Regions from separate parts of the Homo sapiens genome. Here region 1 is linked to region 2. A link is a contact called in ENCODE Hi-C data. All regions are on one chromosome and are shown on one strand. The core of a region is the stretch at or near the end of the contact, and the rest is flanking DNA. Distances in the headings are between cores, read along the strand shown.

Evidence for each region. A loop is a pair of places that touch in the nucleus more often than their neighbours do. Pooled maps may share reads with other maps.
Region 1: a loop to region 2 is called in a map of K562, with 2.5 times the contacts of the local background. The contact joins two enhancer-like sites. A Hi-C loop is called at or near these places in 6 of 168 maps with a recorded cell type or tissue (GM12878, HUES64, K562 and 3 more), 1 of 37 single-sample maps with no recorded cell type and 4 of 50 pooled maps.

What each region holds. Positions count from the first base shown.
Region 1 is chr15:85,294,024-85,300,480 of GRCh38, reverse strand. No RefSeq gene overlaps it. Among named protein-coding and RNA genes, the nearest start is that of MIR7706, 83 kb to the left of the region's middle. Within about 2 kb of position 3,725, at least 3 of the 41 ENCODE cell types and tissues checked have a DNase peak (open chromatin) inside an H3K27ac peak, as active enhancers do.
Region 2 is chr15:85,175,115-85,182,061 of GRCh38, reverse strand. It overlaps the pseudogene NIFKP8. Among named protein-coding and RNA genes, the nearest start is that of PDE8A, 200 kb to the right of the region's middle. Within about 2 kb of position 4,626, at least 6 of the 41 ENCODE cell types and tissues checked have a DNase peak (open chromatin) inside an H3K27ac peak, as active enhancers do.

The DNA of each region.
Region 1 (6,457 bases), core at 2,476-4,975, 120 kb before region 2:
CACTGGTCTCGAACTCCTGGGCTCAAACCATCTGGCCACCTCAGCCTCCCAAAGTGCTGGGTTTATAGGCATGAGCCACCAAGCCCATTCTAAAATTTAAGATAAGAAAAAAAAAATCTATAACTTCTTAAATGGTTAGGGGAAAAGAGAGGGAATAAAGAAAACAAGATACCCTCCCTTTTCCAAAAAAGGGCAAGGAAACGAAAAGCATAAAAGTAGAAATACACAAAATAAATAGTGAAAATATATTTCACTATATTGCCAATCGCAGGGAATATAAGTATGTATAAAATATAAAACCATATAGAAGTCAAAACAAACTAATCAGATCTATATGTATCAACACAAACAAGTCTCAGACACATTGTACTGCGTTTATAAAATAAGATCCAAAAAGATATCATAGTAAGGGACCCGTTTGTAAATTTAAAAAATGACATAAAACAACGTTGTATATTGTTTATAGATACAAATATATGTAGCAAAATTATAGATGCAATAATACACACCAACTTAATGATAGTGTTTATTTCTGGAGATGAGAGAGGGCAGGAATGGGAGAAAGAGATGAGAGTAAATTTTTTTTTTTTGAGACAGGGTCTCACACCGTCGCCCCGGCTGGAGTGCAGTGGCACAATCTTAGCTCACTGCAACCTCCACCTCCCAGGTTCAAGTGATTCTTGTGCCTCAGGCTCCCAAGTAACTGGAATTACAGGTGTGTGCCACCACTCCTGATTAATTTTTGTATTTTTTTTTTTAAGTGAAGACAGGGTTTCACCATGTTGGCCAGGCTGGTCTTGAGCTCCCAGCCTCAAGTGATCTGCCTGCCTCGGCCTCCCTAACTGCTGGGATTATAGGAATGAGCCACTGCACCCGGCCTATGAGAGTGATCTTAACTGTATCTGCAATTTTTTCCTTAAAAAACAGAAAATAACAATTCTGAAACAACACATAACTAAAAGTTAATGTGTTACATCTGGGTTGACCACAAATGGGTGTCTGTTATATTTATTTCTGGATTTTTCTGTGCATTTAAATTATTTGATAATTAAATCTCTGTATTTTCTATTTCTTAATTACATTTTTCTAAGGACATAGAGAGGATGCAGTCCTGCTTTCACAGGTGCTGGCTGAGGTGCTTATTAAAATACAGCTACTAAAAATAGTGCCAGAACTATATTGAGTGGGGGGTTGCAGGTAAGGGAGCTGAGTCCTCATCTGTCATAGCAGGAAGACAATGCGTAATGTGTGATGCTGGTTATTTGTGGGCCTAGGGTCCCTCCCAGTTTCATGCTCTTCCCTGCTCCACTGAATCCAGTGGACTGCACTGTCCAGGCTTTCTTCCTAGCTGGCTTTTGGGGTTCAGCCAGTGGGAGGCTCTGTGGGAAGATGGGAGGGTGGGATTCAGCAGAGGTCAGGGTAGCTCTTTCCAGCTCTCTTCCTGCTTTGGCATGCTATATCTAACTGTAGCTGCATCCTAGGTACAACTCTTACTCACTGGGCTCTGATAAGTGTTTCCTTCCCTTGTCTCAATAGGCCCTGGAAGCGGGGAGGGTAGTAATAGCTTCTCACCATTGCTAGTCTCTAGGTGTCCTACCATACCTTGTTTGTTACCTTATCCAGTCCAGAAACTCTGTGAATAGTCCCTTCATTAAAGCCTTTTCATTTTAACCATCTGGGATGACACAAGAAACACTGTGAAAGGTAAAAATTGCTTTTGTTTGTTTGTTTGTTTGTTTCAGAACTCCTTTGCTGTGGATAAGAAGATTGACTAGGTGACTTGCTCCAAGTTCAAAGCCTGTTTGCATAAAACAACAACGACTTGTCTTTGTTCTGTTTGGTTATTTTGAGACAGGGTCTTGCTCTGTCATTCAGGTTGGAGGGCAGTGGTGCAATCATGGCTCACTGTAGCCTTGACCTCCTGGGGTCAGATGATTCTCCCCCCTCAGCCGCCTGAGTAGCTGGGACCACAGGTGCATGCTATCACGCCCAGCTAGTATTTTTAAATGATTTTTGTAGAGATGGGATCTCCCTATGCTGCCCAGGCTGGTCTTGAACTCCTGAGCCCAAGCAATCCTCCTGCCTTGGCCTTCCAAAGTGCTGAGGTTACAGGCGTGAGCCACCGCACCTGGTCACAACTTGATTTGAGAGCGTATGGTTGACAACATCTTGATGAAAAGGGATATGGCTGGCCAGGCATGGTGGCTCACACCTGTAATCCCAGCACATTGGAAGGCCAAGGTGGGCAGATCATGAGGTCAGGAGTTCAAGACCAACCTGGCCAACATGGCGAAACCCCATCTCTACTAAAAATTGAAAAATTAGCTGGGTGTGGTGGGGGGTGGCTGTAGTCCCAGCTACTCAGGAGGTTGAGGCAGGAGAATCGCTTGAACCCGGGAGGTGGAGGATGCAGTGAGCCGAGATAGTGCCACTGCAGTCCAGCCTGGGTGACAGAGAGAGAATCCATCTCAAAAAAAAAAAAAAAAAAAGGGATATGGCTGATACACACAGAAAGATCTACTCTCCTAAGACCTTGTGCCCCAAGAATTTTATGACTTCTTGGATGGTATCAATTGTGTTTTATGATTGATTTATTCATTTACTTGATAAGTTTTGATCGAGTGCGGCTCTGTACCAAGAACTGTGTCAAGAAATGGGGATACATTGTTGTGCGAGAGGAAGTCCTCATGTGCCAGGAATTTACAGTAGACAGGGGAAGATACGCAAACTCATTACGAAGAAATACGGTAAATGCGAGGGGAATGGAAGCAGAGGGTGCTCTGGAGTACTCAGGAGGATTATTCAGCCCAGCCTTATACTGTCAGGGATAGTTTCCCAAAAGAAAGGATATCTAACCTGAGAGCAGAAGAATAAATACTAGTTAGCCAAGTTAAGGAGGATGGGTAGATGGGAGGGAGTGAGTTTTAGTTTTAAGGCATTCTAGGTAGAGAGAAAAGCAATTTGGGCAAATCTGGTAGGGGATAAAAATCATTTGGGAAACTGAAAGTCAGCCTCTTGAGTTGATTGCAGGAGGAGAGGGTGAGATAAGTTAGGAGAAGAAAAACAGGGATCGGATCACAAAAAGCCTTTTAAGTAAGATTAAGGGCAGGGGTATTATTATGAGGTCAATACAAAGCCATTAGATCTTTTGAGTAGGTGGTATACAGTGTAATCGCATTTGCATTTTTAAAACATTATCTTGTCTATGCGGTGAGAATAAACTGGAGGTGGATAAGAGCAGAGGCAGCTCCCTTAGGAGGTTGTTGCTGTATCCTAGGCCAGAGATCATGAGTTGGACTTGAGGCTGGGGCTGGAGAGAAGCGGCCAGAGAAGAACATATGGCTAAAACAGGCAACCTGAAAACATTCAGGAAATTATTGTCATTAGAGGACAGCCCGGCAAAATGCAAATTGTTCTGTCCTTATTTGATCTCAGCTGGACTATGAATTCTGTGGGGACAGGGACTATTTTGTATTCATCCCCGTTTCCAGTACTACGGAAGTACTCAGGAAATGAATGTTCTTCCTAAGTGAGTCTCAGTGACATGGTGTTTGGATAGAGTGGTAACCCTCACGCCTTTGCTGACCCACCTTTATTAGGGAAGTTCAGCAGCGATTGTGAAGTCGACGTGTAGCGCTACCGCGGCAGGGACATTAAGGTGCAGAAGCTTTACCCAGTGCACAGTGCACACTGAAATACCCAGGCTGGTTTTTCCTGACTCAGTTCTCTTCTGCCATCTGCTGGGACAGTCTTTCATAGCACATCAAAGCAAGATCACCAAGGAAGACAGGCCTGAAAGCTTTGTGGGAGCCACAGTGGACAATGACTTGGATAAGTTTACGATTTAGTCAGAGATGCAAGAATCACATCCAAACCACTGTCCATTTGAAGCTAATCTTCAGTATTTATTTCCCAAAGACTAAATGTCTTTTTTATAAGAATGAGTTCATGTCCTTTGCAGGGACGTGGATGAAGCTGGAAACCATCATCCTCAGCAAACTAAGACAGGAACAGAAAACCAGACACTGTGTGTTCTCACTCATAAGCGGGAGTTGAACAATGAGAACACATGGACACAGGGAGGAAAACATCACACACGGGCCTGTTGGGGGGTAGGGGGCAAGAGGAGGGAGAGCATTAGGACAAATACCTAATGTATACGGGAATTAAAACCAAGATGACAGGTTGATAGGTGCAGCAAACCACCATAGCACAAGGATACTTTTTTTTTTTTTTTTTTTTTTTCTGATACAGAGTCTCGCTCTGTCTCCCAGGCTCTGGAGTGCAGTGGCGCAAACTCGGCTCACTGCAAGCTCCGCCTCCCGGGTTCACGCCATTCTCCTGCCTCAGCCTTCCGAGTAGCTGGGACTACAGGTGCCCGCCACCACGCCCGGCTAATTTCTTTTTGTATTTTTAGTAGAGACGAGGTTTCACCGTGTTAGCCAGGATGGTCTCGATCTCCTGACCTCGTGATCCACCCGCCTCGGCCTCCCAAAGTGCTGGGATTACAGGCGTGAGCCACCGCGCCCGGCCGCACATGGATACTTATGTAACAAACATGCAGGTTCTGCACATGTATCCCAGAACTTAAAAAAAAAAAAGTCTTTTTTTTTTTTTGAGATAAAGTCTTGCCTTGTCACCCAGGCTCCAGGCTGGGGTGCAGTGGCATGAACATGGCTCAGTGTAGCCTAGCCTCCTCCTGGGTTCGAGAAATCCTCCCACCTCAGCCTCCCAAAGTGCTGAGATTTCAGGCGTGAGCCGTCATGCCGGCCCATGCAGACTATCTTAAATGTCTGTATTCTCCTTTGAGTTTTTGCAACAACTTTACGATAGCCATATATTATAACATTTTTTAAACAAGGAAACAGAAACACAGACATTTAAATGAAAAGCTAACTTTGAACAAAAAATAAGTAGCCCGAGCCAGGACTGAAGCTTCCTTGACTCCTGGTTCCATACTTTTGTCACAATGTCTCAACGTCTCCAACACACTAAGGGAGAGTTCCAACAGGCCGAGACAGGCTGCTGATCTGCAGCAGGGAGAGGGCAGGCCTAATGTGAAGGCTGACAAGGCCGGTGGCTCCCTGATGTTCAGCACAGAGATGCAGAATGTTGGCATGGAGTGGGGTGGGGGAGAGCAACAGAAACAATTCTCCACGTTCTATGTTTCCCCCAAGATATGTCAAGGTGATGTTTCCGAGGGAAACATTTTTTTTAAGTATATGAAAACTAATAGAACTTGAACTTTTGGTGGGTGTTGTCAAATAAAATAGACCCTACTATTTTTGTTAACGCGTGTGGTTAAGACTAAGAAACTATTGTGCCATCCTTTTCTCTCTCTCTCTCTCTGTTTTTTTTTTTTTTTTTTTTTTTTTTTTGAGACAGGGTCTCACTCTGTCGCCCAGGCTGGAGTGCAGTAGTGAGATCATAGCTCACTGCAGCCTTGAAAAGCTGGGCTGAAGCAATCCTCCTGCCTCAACCTCCCAAGTAGCTGGGACTACAGGCATGTGCCACCACATCTGGCTAATTATTTTTTATTTTTGTGGAGACAAAGTCTTGCTATGTTGCAAGGAATCCTCCTGTCTCACCCTCCCAAAGCACAGCGATTACAGGTGTGAGCCACTGCACCTAGCCAACTTTTCTCATTTAAACTGAAGTTATTCTTGTATGAATGCCCAAATACATTCTTGGTATTAAAAAATCCAGACACTCAGGTAATGCTAAACATTCCTTTTACTACAGGTTTCAAGCTTTTCCCCAAAGACAACCTCAGTCAGGAGTATGCTTCCAGATCTTCTAGGAAATATGGGTGTTCCTATGGGAGCATAGTCTTGTTTAGTGTTTTATCTCCCTTACATGAATGGGATCTTGTTCCCCATTCCCCTCCCCAGGCCTCTGGAAACCATCTTCTACTTTCTGTCTTATGAATTCAACTACTGTAGGTGCTTCATGTAAGTGAAATCACACAGTATTTGTCCTTTTCTGACTGGCTTATTTCACTTAGCATCATGTTTCGAAGATTCTTCCATGTGGTAGCCTGTGCCAGGATTTCTTTCTTAAGCTGCATAATATTCCATTGTATGCATGTACCACGTTTGGTTTATCCATTCTTCTGTTGGTGGACACTCAGTTTGCTTCCACCCTGTGGGCTATTGTGAGTAAGTCCGCCATGAACATAGGTGTACAAGTATCTCTTTGAATTCCCGCTTTCCATTCTTTGGGGTATATGCCCATAAGTGCTGCAGCAGCTTTCTGAGTACATTTCAGGCTGTGGGTGTCTTCTTCACTTGAATACCCCTTGCATTTGGGCTGTTTACCATAGTTACCCACTGATGTAGTTTGGATTTATCCCCCTGCAAAAGTCTTGTATCAAATTGTAATCCCCAGTGTTGGAGGTGGGGCCTGGTGGAAGGTGACTGGATCACGGGAGTGGATCCTTCATAAATGGTTTAGCACC
Region 2 (6,947 bases), core at 3,377-5,876:
CTGGGCCAATCCAGTCACTGAACCTGAAGGAAGATGCCAAGTTTCAGAAGAAAGTGGCACAGGTTCGCAAGCACATAACCCAGTGAAAAAAACAAGAACAGCTTACTCCTGGAGTAGTCTATGTGTGCCACCTACCTAACCTACTGAACAAAACCCAGATCCTTTCCTATTTCTCCCAGTGTGGCACTGTTACAAGGTTCAGACTATCCAGAAAGAAAAGGACTGGAAATAGCAAAGGCTATGCATGTGTGGAGTGTGAGTCTGAGGATATTGCCAAGATAGTTGCTGAAACGATGAACAACTACCTGTTTGGTGAAAGACTCTCAGAGTGTCATTTTATGCCACCTGAAAAATTCAAAAAGAACTCTTTAAAGACTGGGATATTCCATTTAAGCAGCCATCATATCTGTCAGTGAAACAGCATAATCAGAATCGGCACTTACACAAAAGCTGCGAATAGAGGGACGATTTAAAAAGAAAGAAAGATTACTCAGGAAGAAATTAGCTTATAAAGGAATTGATTATGATTTTCCTTCTTTGATTTTACAGAAAATGGAAAGTATTTCAAAAACGAATCATCTGATGTCTACAAAAGGCCACGTTTTACGTAAGAAGAAGAAAAAGGTTTTAGGCATTCCTGACACTCCTGAGAAGACTGTGGATACCCAGGGCCCCACACCGGTTTGTACATCAACATTTTTGGAGAGACAAAAATCTGAAGTGGCTGAAATGAATGATGATGATGAAGATAATGAAATAGTTTTTGAAAAGCCCATATCCTGTGTAAAAGAAGAAATACAAGAGACTCAAACACCTACACATTCACAGAAAAAAAGACAAAGCATTCAGTGATTTTCAATATATTATATATAAGATTTCTTCTGAAAAATATAATGTTTTTATGAGAAAAATACAAAAAATTAGCTGGGCGTGGTGGATCATGGCTGTAGTCCCAGCTACTTGGGAGGCTGAAGTGGCAGGATCACCTGAACCTAGGAAGTTGAAGCTACAGTGAGCCATGATTGCGCCACTGCACTCCAGCCAAGTAAAATTACATTTATCTTAGCCTTTTCTGACTGGCTTAAGTGGGATCTGTATTAAGAATACAATAGGCAATCTCACAGACATCTAAATACAGAACTCAGCATGTGACCACACCATGGAAGGACTGTGCTGGGAGGTGATTTTCCTCTCCTGCATGCCTTCACTCTGGACTTCTGCTCCATGCTTGTGCTTTGCTCTGCAGATGGACGTTCGGCACGTGCTCCAGGCTCCTCCAGCCGCTGAGGCTTTGGCTTGCCCTGGCAGTACCCCTGGTCCCAGTGTTACTGGACCTTTCCATACAGATGCTCCTCTGCAAAAAATCTATCGAACACTCTCTGTGTCATTTCCAATGAGCAGGATAGAGAATCTGATCTGCCTAGCAGTGGGGGTGGGAGTTCCCTAGTTGTCCCTGGATTTGTAGTGCTGCCCTTTCCAGAGACTCGAGGAGGGTCCGGATATCCAAAGAGAGGATGTGGGTGGGGAATCAGTAATACAGTCTACTTCAACAAGAAAGTATAAAGTAGAGGCGGTGGCTCACGCCTGTAATCCCAGCACTTTAGGAGGCCAAGGAAGGCAGATTACTTGAGCTCAGGAGTTTGAGACCAGACTGAGCAACATGGCAAAACCCCATCTCTACTAAAAATACAAAAAATTAGCTAGGTGTGGTGGCACATGCCTGTAGTCCTGGCTACTTAGGAGGCTGAGGTGGGAGGCTTGCTTGAGCCCAGGAAGTCGAGGCTACAGTGAACCAAGATTGTGATGCCACTGCCCTCCAGCCTGGGTGATAAAGCGAGACCCTGTCTCAAAAAAAAAAAAAAGAAAGTATAAAGTGGAAGGATCTGTATGCATGATTGAAGCATCTGTATGCATGATTGAAGCATCTGTATGCATGATTGAAGTCATGTTTTCCATATTTTTTTCCACCTTGCCCTTTTTTTCTCTACAACACTGTATCTGAAGCTTTTCCCTAGGTTATCAAGTACTCATAAGCATTATTTGAATGGTTGTATCAGATCCATTATCTAGACTCATTGTCGTTATCCATCTGCAGTTGCTGGAGATACTGTCCTTTCTGCCACACTCAGTCACCCTTCTGACCTTGCTCTGTGTCCGGTTATCTACTAATACACATGCTGGTCATTTAGGACTTCAACTTAAGAATAAATAATTATCATAGTTCCTAACACTTCAAAAAGAACGTAGCTTCCTAAAAATAGAATGGCTAGGTGGTTATGATAATTTTAAAGTAAAATAGACAAATTGATATTGAAATTAACTTTTTGCTTTCTTCTTTTATCTATTTTTCACTTCTCTGTCATTTTGATGGATAGTTTCATTTGAAAGGATTTTTTTTTTCAAAATAGAAATAGCATATGACATGGGAATGGTTGAACTAGAAAGGTTCAACTTTCTAGTCATTAGTTTCCTAAGATTGTCACAAAAGCTACTGATAGTCAATCATGATTGGCCTGTATTGAAAGTGAGTTAACATTATGTACAACTTAAGCACTGTACTTTCTATCAGATACAGAAAAATTGGTGCTGTGTTTGGAAAAGTATTGGGCTAGGAGTCAGGAAGCTTGACTGTTAGTCCCAACCCTGCTTCTTCAGCTCAGCACCCCTAGGCAATAATTCAGCAGCTATTTCTTAAATACCTAATGAGTTTCAGGCTTTGTAGTTGGGCTGGGAATAAAGACATAGATATTGCTTTCATGATTCTCCAAGGCTCCCCTCCTCACCCCAGCTCTCAGTGAGCTTTCTTATGTATTGTGTAAATTTGTCTCCTAACAGGTCCCAACTCTCTCTCCAACCTGCTTCCCAGGGAAGTTGTAAGGATCAAATGAGGGAGAATATGTGTGAAAGCAAATTGTAAATGATTTTAAAATGCAATAAAAATATGACCCATGGAAAATTATTTAAAGATCCTTAGAATTTTAAATAAAGAGTACATTAACCTGAGTTCTCTATGGTTTTTATTTTAAATAGATATGAAAGTTTTACAATGAACCACTGATATGGTAGAAAATCTTAGCTTGATTATTCTCCAAGAAAATGATACAGTTGTTTGTGCGATGAATTTTCTAAAATTGCCAGCCAAATAAAACCAAAACCTCTTTTGAGTTGAGTGACTGGATCAGTCAAAGGAACGTTGACTGTGTAATGGAGAAATGTTTTCTGTGTTCACTGACAGTTTGCCTTTGTTTGATTCTAGCTGCAGCATATCGTGAGTGATGAGACCTGTGTGTAGGTGACTGAACTTTACCTGGCAGAAAATAATAATGGGGCCACCGGAGGCCAGCTGAACACACAGAACTCAAGAAGCCTCCTGGAGTCAATGTATCCGCAGAAAGCCGAGCAGCTAATGTCAGATGAGAAATGCTTTAAGGTGAGAGTTGCTCATATAGTCAAAGACCTTGCTGGTGACAATGTAAGTTGTTAGGATTCTCTGAATCAGAAGTTATAGCCAGGGTACTTTGACCCTGTAATTCTACTCCTGGAACTTTTTAGAGTTCCTAATGAGTTCACCAGAGAAATGCAAAGTGGAAGAAACCATCTTCCCGGACAATCTACTTTCTTTCTTGCCGTAAAAACAAACAAACAAAAAACTAATTATATATGATTTTTACAATTTTGTATTCTTTTTCTCTGAACATTTTTCATAGCATGCTTTGTAAATATTATTGTTAGAAAAATGTTGGTACATGAAATGCATGGTCATGGTCATTATAGAAAAGGAAATGTAGGCCTGGCACACATGGCTCACACTTGTAATCCCAGCCCTCTGGGAGGCTGAGGTGGGCAAATGGCTTGAGACTAGCTTGGGCAACATGGCAAAACCCCATCTTTGCAAAAAATACAAGAATACAAAAATTAGCCAGGTGTGGTGGCATGCACCTATAGTCCCAGCTACTCAGGAGATGGAGGTGGGAGGATCGATTAAGCCTGGGAGGTCGAGGCTGCACGTCACTGCACTCCAGCCTGGGTGGCACAGCAAGACCCTATCTCAAAACAATAAAAGAAAAAAAAATGCAGATAACCAAAAAAAAGTCACTTTAAAATTCTTTCCTGAAATTACCATTGAAGACATTTCTAGACTTTTCTGTGCTTGAGTATATATTTTGAAAGAGTTTATACTGGACAAAAGGTCTTTCACTTTTTTTTTTTTTGAGACAGGGTCACACTCTGTTGCACAGGCTAGAGTGCAGTGGTGCGACCTTGGCTCACTGCAACCTGTGCCTCCTGGGTTCAAGTGATCATCGTGCCTCAGCCATCCTAGTAGTTGGAATTACATGTGCCACCATACTGGCTAATTTTTGTATTTTTAGTAGAGATGTGTGTCAGATCCCAGGGTCCAGGTCCAGCCCATGGTGAAGTCTGAGGGGAGTGGGTGGGTGAGCAGAAAGAACAATCAGGGGGCCATAGGCAGGTGAAAGATAGTTTTATTCAGCGGCAGCTCTCATTAACAGCTTTCTTACACTAGCTCTCTTATTAGCAGCTTACTCTTCCACTGTTCGCCTGTCTCAGCTGCTTGAGCCAGCTGCCCCCACACACAGCTACGCAGCCAGCTCTCCCTTGCCTTCAGGGTAAGTGGCTTAACTCCTTCTCTCTCTGGGCATGAGCAAGCCCAGCTGTGTCCTGGCTCCCTCCCATCTGCCTGCAAGATGGACAGCTTTGGTTCTCTCTGGGTGCCAGTGCGCTCGTCATGTCAAGCCATGTTAAGCCAAACTGAGCCAAGCCCCGAAGAGCCATGTCTCTTATGGACAGCATCAACAGGGCAGTTATACCTTTTACAGACAATAGTGGCATAAAGCCAGGAATGAACTTACACAAACAGGTTATATTACAAGTGGAGCTGTGTGCTTGCACGCCAAACTCGTGAGTCATGCAGGCCTGGATATCCACCTCGGCCTATTCCTTGACCAAAGCACATCCATGTGCCTTACTATGTGGTTTTGTATGTTGGCCAGGCTGGTCTCAAACTCCTGAACTCAAGTGATCTGCCCGCTTCAGCCTCCAAGTGCTGGGATTACAGGTGTGAGCCACTGCATCTGACCTGAAATGGTGTATTTTTGCTCAATTAGCAACACTTCTGGGTCTTTAATGTCTTTTCTATGGCTACTTGATATTCACTTTATAGAGAATTAATGCCTGTATTGTTGGACATTTAAGTTGTTTCCAAGTTTTCACCATTATAACTGTATTTGTGTGTATATATTATATTCTTGCCAGGCTGTAAGCTTTACTAGCAGAGAGGAAATTTTAAAGCTTTGAAAGAACACTGAGCTAGATCTAGCTTCTGGCTCTGTGTGTTTATTGACTAGTGGTGTGCCTTGAGAAACCAGAACTCTCTGAATTTCAGTTTTGTCTCTGTGTAAATGAAGAAGGTTGAAATTAAAAAATCTCGTTTCCTTCCAGGCTCTGATCTTCTCCATGTGATTCTGATAGTTACCTCCTCTGCAGAAAGACATTAGGGTAACGGCACTGAGAATCTCAGGGTTCTGAAAGGGGAGATCCATGTGCCATCACCATTGATAGTTGTTTTTTGCAAAACATGGTTTGCTTGCCTCTATTGGTGTGTTGCTTTTAAGTATGGATTTTTAAAAATCACACAAAGAATATTAGTGGAACTCAGAATTTCAGGAACTTCATATACAATTGGTGCCATTTTAACAACACTTTTTTTGTTTTGTTTTGTTTTTGAGACAGGGTCTCACTCTGTTGCCCAGGCTGGAGTGCAGCGGTATGCAGGAATGCCAGCAGTTTTTAGCCAATACAACAGATCCCTGGAGGTCAAGGGATCCTGCTTATCACTCTGGCCTTCCTACCAATTAAGTTAATTACATCCACATTGTTGTTGATGGTGAAGTGCCACCACCTGGCATCTGCTGTTCTCACCTTCCACCATTCCCACTGACACCAAAAGCCTGGTCTCATGGCAGCATCTCCTGTTGTCGATCTTGGCCTACAAAGGATAGTGCCACTGAGTCTCTGAAAGATTCAGGTGCCTTTCTCCGTAGTGCCTTTCTTGTTAGCCTAGAGAAGGGAGTTCCTGTGAGCCCTCCAAGGGCACATGGTCAAGTGGTGGATTCCGAATCTGCTGGCATATAACGAACCATCCCAACATTCCTACCTCCCTGTACTTTCCAGCTTCTTTGATGCTTTGGGAATGCAGTTGTATAATCTCCACCTAATTCACTGCAGCAACTGTTACGTCCACATTTCAAGGAGCCACTCCAGCAGTGTGTTAGATCCTCCGGTGTCCTTGCCAAGCCATTAAATCCTGAGAGTGCTCCCAGGTCAGTGTATTCTCATGTGTACAGCCTTTAGTCTCCCCTTGGTCCAACACCCTTATGTTCACTTCTCCACCTCCTCTCCCAGATTCTGCCAGTACACACTAGGCAGCCCCTGCAACATTTTTGGCAAAAAAATCATTTTCCCAGAGCAGGTTGTGCTTGTGACCTTGGGCCATGATGAGGAATGACCATAGTCTGGTGTCAATGTGGGGCAGCAATTATGACATGCCTCATCCTGCTGTGAGGGCTTGTTGGAGGCTCTTTGCCTAGTCTCCAGGCAAGGGGCAGCTGCCCTTCTCTTAGCAAGGAAAGGGGGCTGCTTCTTTTAGACCAGAGCATTCAGTGGAAACTGGAAGCTCAAAGTTCTCAGATGTATCCACTTAAGTTTTCCCATAGCAGATATCATTCCTCTACTCTCCTCTCCATTCCTCTCCTCTTCTCCCTCCCCTCCTTTCCTCTCCTCTTTCTTTTCCTTTCTCTTTCTCTTTTTTTTTCTCTTTGAGATGGGATCTCACTCTGTCGCCCAGGCTGGAGTGCAGTGACATGATCTCAGTTCACTGAAACCTCTGCCTCCCAGGCTCAAGTGATCCTCCCACCTCAGTTTCCTGG